Regions from separate parts of the Homo sapiens genome. Here all the other regions are linked to region 1. The links are chromatin contacts, found by Hi-C or POLR2A ChIA-PET in ENCODE. All regions are on one chromosome and are shown on one strand. The core of a region is the stretch at or near the end of the contact, and the rest is flanking DNA. Distances in the headings are between cores, read along the strand shown.

The links. A loop is a pair of places that touch in the nucleus more often than their neighbours do. ChIA-PET counts read pairs that join two places held with the same protein, here RNA polymerase II (POLR2A). Pooled maps may share reads with other maps.
Region 2: a pooled map shows a loop between it and region 1 (4-fold over the local background). The contact joins two enhancer-like sites. A Hi-C loop is called at or near these places in 2 of 168 maps with a recorded cell type or tissue (GM12878 and natural killer cell), 25 of 37 single-sample maps with no recorded cell type and 10 of 50 pooled maps. POLR2A ChIA-PET finds 5 or more read pairs at or near these places in 7 of 52 experiments (B cell, CD4-positive, alpha-beta T cell, H1 and 4 more).
Region 3: a map with no recorded cell type shows a loop between it and region 1 (15-fold over the local background). The contact joins two enhancer-like sites. A Hi-C loop is called at or near these places in 2 of 37 single-sample maps with no recorded cell type and 4 of 50 pooled maps. POLR2A ChIA-PET finds 5 or more read pairs at or near these places in 2 of 52 experiments (Panc1 and activated T-cell).
Region 4: a pooled map shows a loop between it and region 1 (3-fold over the local background). The contact joins two enhancer-like sites. A Hi-C loop is called at or near these places in 4 of 168 maps with a recorded cell type or tissue (B cell, ascending aorta, sigmoid colon and 1 more) and 12 of 50 pooled maps. POLR2A ChIA-PET finds 5 or more read pairs at or near these places in 5 of 52 experiments (AG04450, MCF 10A, T-cell and 2 more).

What each region holds. Positions count from the first base shown.
Region 1 is chr6:89,833,923-89,836,645 of GRCh38, reverse strand. The region is part of intron 1 of CASP8AP2 (caspase 8 associated protein 2); the gene reads right to left. Among named protein-coding and RNA genes, the nearest start is that of CASP8AP2, 5.4 kb to the right of the region's middle. Within about 2 kb of position 1,330, at least 6 of the 41 ENCODE cell types and tissues checked have a DNase peak (open chromatin) inside an H3K27ac peak, as active enhancers do; they include B cell, where a contact is called at or near this core.
Region 2 is chr6:90,273,200-90,275,922 of GRCh38, reverse strand. The region is part of intron 1 of BACH2 (BACH transcriptional regulator 2); the gene reads left to right. Among named protein-coding and RNA genes, the nearest start is that of BACH2, 22 kb to the left of the region's middle. Within about 2 kb of position 1,367, at least 4 of the 41 ENCODE cell types and tissues checked have a DNase peak (open chromatin) inside an H3K27ac peak, as active enhancers do; they include B cell, where a contact is called at or near this core.
Region 3 is chr6:90,250,202-90,252,924 of GRCh38, reverse strand. BACH2 (BACH transcriptional regulator 2) reads left to right here. Exons shown (of 9, transcript NM_021813.4): 3 at 335-412. Among named protein-coding and RNA genes, the nearest start is that of BACH2, 45 kb to the left of the region's middle. RefSeq lists an enhancer at 1,241-1,330. Within about 2 kb of position 1,309, at least 3 of the 41 ENCODE cell types and tissues checked have a DNase peak (open chromatin) inside an H3K27ac peak, as active enhancers do.
Region 4 is chr6:90,216,901-90,219,623 of GRCh38, reverse strand. All of the region lies in intron 3 of BACH2 (BACH transcriptional regulator 2), which reads left to right. Among named protein-coding and RNA genes, the nearest start is that of BACH2, 79 kb to the left of the region's middle. RefSeq lists an enhancer at 1,257-1,915. Within about 2 kb of position 1,408, at least 38 of the 41 ENCODE cell types and tissues checked have a DNase peak (open chromatin) inside an H3K27ac peak, as active enhancers do; they include B cell, where a contact is called at or near this core.

The DNA of each region.
Region 1 (2,723 bases), core at 81-2,580:
CTCATTTCTCTAATTTCTTGGAGTAGCACTAACATTCCCTAACAGACTACTGATTTACTGATGCTACCTCTGAAATATTTCTCCCATTTATTCCCATTCTTGCCATTTCGATTTGTTTCAGGACCCCACTATAGCTACCTAATTATTTCCCCACTCCAAATACATGCTACGCACAACTACTGGGTTAGTTCTACCGCAATCCTGCTCAAAAACTTTCCGTTACTTCCCAATTTCTATAAAGTACAAATTCCTTATCCTGACTGGGTGCAGTGGCTCATGCCTATAATCCCAGCACTTTGGGAGGCCAAGGCAGGTGGATTACGAGGTCAAGAGATCGAGACCATCGTGGCCAACATGGTGAAACCCTACCTCTATTAAAAATACAAAAAAATTAGCTGGGCATGGTGGTGCATGTCTGTAGTCCCAACTGCTGGAGGCTGAGGCAGGAGAATTGCTTGAACCCAGGAAGGGGAGGTTGCAGTGAGCCGAGGTTGTGCCACACAGCTAGACTCCATTAAAAAAAAAAAAAAACTTCCTTATCCTGACATAGACTGACACCTACCATTCTAGCTCCATTATTCACTATCTCAAGGTTTCCAAAATCCCAAGGTTCAATTAAATTAGGCTCACATTGGCGAACACTTCTTGACACGATCTCCCCACATCTGTTCCCCACCACATCTGTCTATAAGTTCACAATCAAGTATGGGTGTGAACACCTACAGAATAGAACATGGGAAGGCAAGATCAGAATGTGAGAATAAAGTTTAGGAAGTCACAGGCCCCGAGGCTGCAGTGAGCCAAGATCGTGCCACTGCACTCCAGCCTAGGTGACAGTGAGACTCTCTCAAAAAAAAAAAAATAAAGGTCAGGGGATGTATTATGTGATTAAGATACTTGGATTCCATCCAGAAGGGAATGGGGGAACCAGTGAAGGTTTTTAAAGTAGGGCAATATAATGATCAAATCTGCATCTTAGATGTTTAACTCTGGCAAGAGTCTGGAAAATATGAGTGGGAAGGGAGATAGAAAAGGCTACCAAAACAAAGCAGAAGACAACGAGGTGTCACTGTAAGTTCTTAGTAGTGGAAATAAAAATAAGAAACAGATCTTGGCTGGGCACGGTGGTTCATGCCTGTAATCCCAACATTCTGGGAGGCTGAGGCAGGAGGACTTCTTATGCCCAGGAGTTCAAGACCAGCCTGGGCAACACAGTGAGACTCCATATCTACAAAAAAAAGAAAAGTTAGCTGGGTGTGGTGGCACATGCTTCCGGAGGCTGCAGTGAGCTGTGATTGCACTGCTGCACTCCAGCCTGGGTCAAAGAGCGAGACTGTCTCAAAACCAAACCAAAAAACCCACAAAACACTAAAAACAGATCTGAGAGGTAGTCAACAAGATTTAATGGAAAGTGTATTCAAATGGACAGTCTTCCCCCATTTCAAATTGTTCTTCAAACCTCAGCATGAGTTGTCTTTTAAAAATGCAAACATGATCGTGTTCCCAACTCTGCTTAAACACTTCAGTGCTTAGGCTGGATGTGGTGGCTCACGCCTGTAATCCTAGCACTTTGGGAGGCTGAGGCAGGCGATCACCTGAGGTGGGTGATCATCTGAGGTCAGGAGATCACCTGAGGTCAGGAGTTCGAGACCAGCCTACGTCATCTCTACTAAAAATACGAAAATTAGCCAGCCGTGGTGGCGCATGCCTATAATTCCAGCTACCTGGAAGGCTGAGGCAGGAGAATTTCTGGAAGCTGGGAGGCGGAGGCTGCAGTTAGCCGAGATCACGCCACTGCACTCCAGTCTGGGGGACAGGAGACTTCGTCTCAAAAGAAAAAAAACAAAAAACAAAAAAAACCCCACCAAAAAGCCCTTCAGTGCTTCCTGCTGATTTCAGGATAAAAAACAAATTTTGAGGCCAGGCGCAGTGGCTCACGCCTGTAATCCCAGCACTTTGGAAAGCCGAGGTGGGCAGATCAACTTTGTTCAGGAGTTCGAGACCAGCCTGGCCAACACGGTGAAACGCCATCTCTACTAAAAATACAAAAATTGGCCAGACATGGTGGCACACACCTGTAATCCCAGCTACTTGGGAGGGTGAGGCAGGAGAATCACTTGAACCTGAAAGGAGGAGGTTGCAGTGAGCCGAGATCATGCCACTGAACTCCAGCCTGGGCAACAAAGAGAGACTCCATCTCAAAAAAAAAAGGAAATATGCACTTTTTTTTTTGAGACAGAGTCTCACTCTGTCACCCAGGCTGGAGGGCAGCGGCACAATCTCTGCTCACTGCAACCTCTGCCCTCCGAGTTCAAGCGATTCTCCTGCCTCAGCCTCCTCAGTAGCTGGGATTACAGGGGCCTGCTGCCGCGCCCAGCTAATTTTTTGTATTTTTAGTAGAGACAGGGTTTCACCATCTTGGCCAGGCTGGTCTTGAACTCCTGACCTTATGATCCACCCGCCTCGGCCTCCCAAAGTGCTGGGATCACAGGCGTGCACTACCGCACCCAGCCCTATATATACACTTTTAATGTGTAACTTTTGTATGCTGAATGGTACTTTTTTTTTTTTTTTGCTTTTGAGGGAATTAATAAGATATAATTAATTGTGTCTTAACTTTTGAAAGAAATTTTTAGATGGAGGCAACTGGGATGTTTGTGATAATAGATAAGAAAGACACCACTGACCTGTAGTTAAATTGGTTTGAATTGCAGATATTCATT
Region 2 (2,723 bases), core at 118-2,617, 440 kb before region 1:
ATCTCGGCTCACTGCAGCCTCTGCCTCCTGGGTTCAAACTGTTCTCCTGCCTCAGCCTCCCAAGTAGCTGGGACTAAAGGTGCACACCACCATGCCTGGCTAATTTTTTTGTAGAGACTGGGTTTCACCATATTGGCCAGGCTGGTCTCGAACTTCTGACCTCAGATGTTCAGGCCGCCTTGGCCTCCCAAAGTGCTGGGATTACAGGCGTGAGCCGCTACGCCCATCCAGAACAACAGGCACTGGGGCCTACTGGAGAGTGGAGAGTGGGAGGAGGGGGAAGAGCAGAAAAAAAAAAACCTATCAGGTACTAGGCTTAGTACCTGGATGACAAAATAATCTGTACGACAAACCCCCATGACGCAAGTTACCCATATCACAAATCTGCACATGTAACCCTGAAGGTAAAAGTTAAGTAAATAATAAAATATTTTACATTTATTTAAAAATTCTAAAATGGTTGTATTTTAAAAGTAAAAACAAATTTTGGTTAGGATTTGAGCTTATTCCATTTTTCTTCTAATTTTCCAAATTAAATGTAAAATGAGAGCATCCCAGGTAGGGGGAGGTAGGGGAGAAACCAAATAATTTTCAAGTCATATTTGAAGAGCAGGTATGTTCTCTCACGATTTACAGTGCAGGTGCATTTTAATTTAACTGCTTTAAATGATGATAAAAATTGTTCAAGTAGAACAAAGCAAAGTTTTAGAAGTGACTTGTAAACAGCCATTCTTAATTTTTTCCTGTTTTCTCTCCACTTATGTGACTTGCATGAATTTCTGAAGCAGTCCTTTCAAATGACACTGCTCCAAACATGTGAATTGCATTCATCAACAAAATCCAGCCTTTTCCTTTGTAGGACAATGTGGGGTCACGGGGCAAGGGGTCTTTTCTTTGTCTAGCCTGGTGCCAAAGCAAAGACTAGTCCTCCCTGCGTTTGGACCCAGTGACATGTTTCCATTTGTCATTGAACACTAGGGGGAGGAACTGTAGCCTCTGAGGTACCCCCATTTGGTCCTCACCCTCTACCAGAGGATTTGCTGCTTCAGCCTCTTCAGTGCCCCAGGTATTTGATGCAAAGATTATGCACTTATGCTGCCAGTTATCAGGGTTGTGTGGGTGTCTTTAGAGGGGTCTCCCCTTAGCATCAGGTCTCAATGACAGAATCTAAATAACACAGGTTACTCATCACGAGTTAAAGATTTTTTCCCTTTTCACATTGATGCTTCTGATATACTTTTATACGTTAGCTGATTGTATGTGCGTACTTTGTGGCTGCAAAGATGCAGCTGGAAAGTGTGTGGGGGTTGTCTGCTTCCTCTGAGGCTGCTACAGGTGGTCAGGTGGGGGCGGCTGTGATAAAGGTACAGCACCCACTTCCGCCAGCTTGTCTTGTGCGCCCTGTAACCCACTGCATGAACCCGAGTGGCACTTCAACCGGATTTTCTTGTTGGCACTTTTATCTTTCACTGCTTCTGACTTGCCTGTTGAGGTTTATGACTAAGGTTGTGATTAAAAATTCCCTTTTTAGGTATGAAAAGTCTTTTCAATTACTTTGTGTTCCTTTTTTTGTTTTGTTTTGTTTTTGTTGTGTGTGGACTTTCTGGGTTTTGTAAAAATGAATCTTAAAAAAATCTTAATATTATGTAAGAGTTAGATAAAGGTTAAGTAGCTAATATATTCTCTCATCAGGGCATAGAATCAACGTATGTTCTTGGAAGATTAAGTGTGTCAAAATGCATTTTATGATGGAAGCACTGTCAGTTGTTTAGAATAGGCATGGAAAAGCCCTTTTCAGAATATTGTCATAAAATCAGACTTGGAAAGGTTTTCGTTTATTCAGTCTGTATTCCCCTATCTGTCTGTTTAATCTCTGCATATTACTGTCCTTGGAGCACGGAGAAACGTGAGCTACCCTTGGAGGTTTATAGTCCCACTGGAAGGGAACTAATGTTTACGCCTGATTATATGATAGGAGCTTTACATGTTCTTATTCAGTCTTTGAGGAAACCTTATAAATAAGATAATAACTTTTTCAGAGAAAGAAGCTGGGGTTCTGAGACATTACCCACTTAGGGGCACCCAGAGGAAAGAGCAAGACCTCCAGCTCCATCACCAGTAATTTCCAGCCTGTGAGCTTCCCTCCACACTCAGTAATTTAAAAAACAACTTGATTTAGGGACATCTAGTAAATATTCTAGAAGTTCAGAGGCAGAAAAGCTAGTTTGCAGCTGAAGTACTCAGATTTCCCACTGGCTGAGTGGGAAATCAGACCCGAGCCTTGACAGTGGGCAGAATTTGTATAGAGGAGCCAAGAGAAGAAGAGTTTCCACACTGTATAAGCCAAATGATGGAAGGTGTAATAACAAAGGAAGGGTGAGCACACAGGTTTAGGAGATGCTGTGTGGGCCAGTCCAGCTGGGAGCCATTACCATTTAACACTTAATGGAGTGCTTACTGTGCTAGGCACTCTTCTAAGTTCTTCACACCTTTTAACTATTCTTATCTTCACAGCAAGCCTTTGCAGGAGATATTATCAAGTCCCTCCTGCCCCCACTTTTTTTAGAAACAGAGTCTTGCTCTGTTGCCCAGGCTGGAGTGCAGTGGTATGATCGTAGCTCATGGTGGCCTCGAACTCCTGGGCTCGAGTGATCCTTTTGCCTTAGCCTCCTGAGTAGCCAGGACTACAGGTGTGTGCCACCATGCCTGGCTAATTTTTTTTC
Region 3 (2,723 bases), core at 60-2,559, 420 kb before region 1:
GGCTTATCTGGCCTTGAGAACAGTGTCTTTATTAATGCAGCCTAAGAGTACATTTTTGCAAACCCATCACACTGCCTGTATTGAATCAAGAGGCTGCTGGACCTCCATGTACTGACCATACAGGACCTCACATTTGAGCCTAGTAAACTTGACTATATTCATTTTGGTCTATTTTTAACCTTGTGAGAACTTTTGTAATCCTGTTTCTGGCATCCCTGGTGTTGTGTTTTTGTACCAATACAGCTTCTGGATCATTGTCTCAATCATTGATAAAAATGGGCAAATACAGACTTTCTGTCCAGAGTGATAATCATATCCATTACTTTTGCTTTAGATAAGAGTGTTGCTGTTGATCATCTTTGCCTGGGAAGTTGAATGATAAAGCCAGAAGAAAGCATGCTTTCTGATCATTGTAAGTTTTACTTTTAAGGAAAGAGACTAAAAAAATTTAGCAGGAAATTTAAATTTTATTAATATCATCTCATATACTTTAGAAGATCTAAAACTGTTAAAAGAAACAAAATGGTTTACACTGGAGCCTGGTTATAACCTTTCTTTGGTAGCCCATAGCTGTGGGGCCCATAGCTTTGGGGCCCAAAGCTCTCTTTGATTTGAGTCAGAGACCTTCCCATGTGCCCAGGAATTTTGATTATGGCAGGTGATATTATCAAGTCTTCATCAGATTTGGCTGGAGGGAAAAGCTGTCTGTCACCAAGTTGTGTGAATCTTTGTATTGCTAAAAAGGATACCCGGGCAGTCTTAAAACTGGTGCCTTATGTTATTTGAACTTTAAAATATTGTGATGTTCATGTTTGCTCAGGCTGGCTACTCCAGTTTTGTTACAACATAGTGCTGCTCAGACCATGGTTGAAAGTTTGATGCTAAAAAGCACAGTGTATTTGAGCATAGTCAATTCTAAAAAAAATTTTGTTTTCTTTCTTCCTTCCTTCTCCTTTCCTTTCTTCTTTCTGTCTTGAAATCTGTGGATTGAACTTTCCCACCCCTGGAAAAACAACTCAGAAAGTATATCATGTGTCATCACTATCATCTTCCTTTTATCAGTGCAGGTTTATAGAAAGTGTTCTCATATCATCCTGAATCATTTCTACAAACTATAAAACAAAATTAACTTTCCATTACAATCCTAACAATTGTAATAAATGCTCCTATTAGAAGCTTTTACTTCCATCCTGTGAAGTATATCATGCTGAGGGGAAAGTTGCATCTTCATTAGTCACCCATGACTTACTCCAGGTGTTACCCTCTAAGTTAGAAAGAGAGAGGGCAAAATACCCTGGTGACACATACGTTTTTTAAGGGAAAAAATTCTGAAAGCAAAAGGGTTCTCTCTTTTTTTAATATGACTAGCAAAAGAGTGTTGATTAAGATGTGTCAAGCAGGTGCTGGGTATGTGCTAAACTAATGGTTTTCAGAGTACTGAGTGGCTATTTTTAAATGTTTCTATATCATTCTCAGTTAAGCTGCTGGATGAAAAGTACAAAAGGCTAAAAATATTTACAGTTTCAGTAATGTCTGTTTTAAAAGAAACCATCCGCGTCTATGGCCACACCACCCTGAACGTGCCTGATCTTGTCTAAAAGAAACCATCCTGTGTGATTTTTCTTTATTTCCATTTGAAGGAAAAGAATATTATGGCTTACAGAGAAGTGGTTGAAAGCAGTTTGTTCAACACTGAGGTTTTTAGGAAAAAATGGCCATCAAAAGGACAGTAAGTTGGGTTACAAATCATCAGGATTAAAAAAAAAAAGTTGATTATTATTCCTTGTACTATATTATTATTACTATTTTTGTATTATTAACTGTAGTTCCAACTGAAAATAGTATTATCTTTGAAACTTTTTGTATGGAGTTAGGAGACAAGTTGCTGGTATCAGATTACTTGGGCCTATATCTCAGCTCTATCCCTTGGATATGTGATCCTGGATAAATTGTTTAACCTCTTTGTGCCTCAGTGTACCCATCTGTAAAACAGAATAATAATAGTGCCTTCCTGCTAAGGTTGTTGTGATTAAATGAGATGATGCTCTGCCTAACATGGTAAGTACTCAGTAAATGTTTGTTATGCTTATTTTTTTCATTTAAAAAAATTTTTGGTTAAATGAACACATTTATTCTCTTAACCATTTTTGAGTATATAACTCAGTAATATTAGCTATATTTACATTGTAGTGTAACAAATCTTTAGAATTTTTCATCTGGCAAAACTGAAATGTTTATTATGTTTTAAAAGCTCATTTTTCTTCAGAGTCAGTTACACAGCTGTGTGGACGTAACACAGGAATGCAAGCACCATTGGGGCAGGGAGTTTAGACTCTTCTGTTCACTGCTGTATCACAAGTGCCACAATCAGCATCTGGCCCATAACAGGGCTCAATCAATATCTGTCGAATGAATGAATGAATGAATGAATGAACAGTGAGGCTTCATTTGACAAACTACATGTGTGTTTGAAAATTATTTCTTAAATGGTAAATCCATTTTTATGAGTGATTTTAAGTATACATGGAAAGTTGACTCCTTTCGGAGGGTGAAGTGATTTCTAAAACAACTGTTTTGTAATTATTTAGCAGTTCTGGCTTTGGTAGGTCAACTTTTCTTAAACTGGAAAAAAAAATAGTATTCTTAGTGTAGATTGCAAAAGGAAAGAGGATATGTTAGATGATTTGCCCAAAATTTAAACAGGATTCGCTTTTTAAATTCAA
Region 4 (2,723 bases), core at 159-2,658, 380 kb before region 1:
ATGGTAAATGGCCCTCTGGCGTGTTTACAATACAGCTGTGCATTCTTAATGGCTCTGCCGCTGCCATGTCAGGTAAAGTTTTCTTTGTACGTGATGAATGGCAGAGAATTCTTTAGCAGAAGGAACCAAAGGAGCTGGGAGGAGGAAAGGGGAAGAGAAGAGCGGAAAAGAGAGAGAAAAAGAAACACACAGCTCCAGAGGGACATAGCCTGTGCTTTGCAGTTGCTTGTGTGGATAGAAACCAGATGGTAAGCTGGAACACCCGCTTGGCTATCTGAGGAGCCAAACATATGGTTAATGGTCGGGAGAAATAGCTTTCAGAGCCAGGGCTTTGCTGACTGCCTCATATTACAGATTGTTACAGTGTGTCATTACATTGCCAACCTAAGTGCTTAATACCCACTGCAGGCGCTGGGCATACACTTACAAGAAAGACTTTTAGCTCTTTGCTGGCTCTAAACAGAGAAGTGACATCATAGGGAGGCTGAAAATGTCTGGTGTTGGAGGTGGGGAGAAGGATAATTTTGTAGTGGAAACAACAATTTTTTTTCTTTTTTTTACAAGCCTTCACTCCACTGAAGTCTACTGTTTTCTGAGAACCTTTTAATACTAGACTGGTTCTCTCACTCTCTCAATCTCTCTTGCGTGCACTCTCACTCTCTGTGTCACACACACACACACACACACACACACACACACACACGGAAAGGAAACCGAAATTCACAGCCCAGGCCATGTCCCCCAACTCCAGTGGATTTGACAGGCCTCGTTCACCTGGAAGCCACATCACTGACTCAGAGGCCCTGCATTTGAAGTTTCTGTTTGGGGAGCTTTGGGCAACAGCAGGCCTGTGTTATCTAAGGAACTGCTGAGCCCATTCATCTGCTTTTCACGGCCCGTTTCCTTTTATTTTTAGCCAAATCCGTCAGGCCTGACAGGCGGGTAATTCGAGCCAGAGAAAGGGCAGAGCTCCAGGTCCTTTCCACAAAGCAATTCTTCTCCTCCCTCCTGGGAGGGCTCCAGACTTGGCCTGCTTCAGGCAGATGGATTTGTTGAGTCATGTGAGATCATTTACACAAAAACACAGTGAGGCAGTGGAAATTAAAAAAAAAAAAAAGAAAGAAAAGAAAAAGAGGAGGGTGGGGGAAGAGGAAAGAGGGGAAGCCAGGGGAATGTGCGCTGCCCTGCTGCTGAGGAGCATAGGAATTTTGCAGTGAGGCAGCTAGACTGAGGAATGCCTAGAGTCATTTGTGTATAAGGTAATGTCTAGTTTACAGAGTGGGGCGGGCCAGGCGAGGACGGCGCCTCCAGCAGCTTGCCTCTGTTTAAAAGAAGAAGGTGTTGGGAAACTTTAAAAAAATTTTTAGAGCAACACCCACCAAACAAAGACCACACTGTTGACAGCGTTGGGTTCCAGTAGCGGTAAACTACCAAGGGGCTGGTTTACAGAAAATGAGTTTGCTCTGTGATGTCATACAAGTTTGCTTTGTCCTGACGCCAACATGACACTGAGGCAGCAGAGGAGGGAGAACAGGAAAATTGGAACCGTACTCTTAGTTAATGGTTTCCAGAGATTATTTAGCAGGACTTGAACAGAGGGAGGAAAATATTGTGAAGGATTGCTGCGAGGTGTACCATAATTGCGGTAGGTAAAACAAAGTCATTACTATGGTTTTCTTGCTCAAGAAGGATTGAGCAATGACTTCAAAATGCCAAGTAAGGTATTATTTTTCCCTACCACAGTATTTATTTTCCTTTAGCTTCTGGGGCATTAAAAAAAAAGACCAACTCTCACATCATGGCAAACAGTATTAATGTTAGTGAATCAATTTTGTTTACTGTTTATACCACAAGCCTTTAAAACATTCCATTAAAAAATTGTCTCCCGCTCATTCATGAAATTCTTTTTTTCCTTCAAATTTGCTTACATGCATTAGCTTTGTTTGGATAGGGACTTTTTCCCTTTTTGGCTGGAGTAAAAGAATGCATAAAAGAATAGTGAGTAGATTATCTAAATGTACATTCTTACAACAAATGTAATGAAAATATGCCGCGTGGATGAGAGGGAATATTTGAAAACAGAAAGAAAAACAGAAATGGGGAGCATTTCAAAATAGTCACCCTGATTATCTTTGTTATGATGCATTTCTTCAATTCTGCATTTATTTAGAACCCTATTGTGCAGCTATTTCTTTTAGCCACCCTAGATAGAATGTAGGTCAACATCAACATTGTTCCTCATATTTTGTTGGTATTTTAAAAGTTGAAACATTTTGCAGTTTTTTCCAGAGCTAGATATTCTTAGGTTATTTAGACGGTTTTAGTGACCATAGAACTTCACGTATAAACTCCTTCTGTTAATAGCTACCACTGAATTTTGATAGTAGACACTCAGATCACACCTTGACCTGGAGTAAACAAGGCACTGATGATATTGATGATAACATAGTCCAACACTGAAGCTGTTCCACTTCTTCCAGGCAACTCTGATGGTCTTACTCTGTGTAAGTTACAGCTTTTACTTCGCTCAAGGAGAGAACTGGTAAATTTTTATGGTTGTTAATTGTTTACATTTTGGGGACCCCAAGTTGCATGGTGCCACATTATTATAATGTGATTATGAGTTGGCATGATTTTAAGTCTACCCATATCCTTGAATGTTCCCTCCCCGTCAGGATTTCCCAATCTCAGCACTATTGACATTTTGGACCAGTAATACTTTA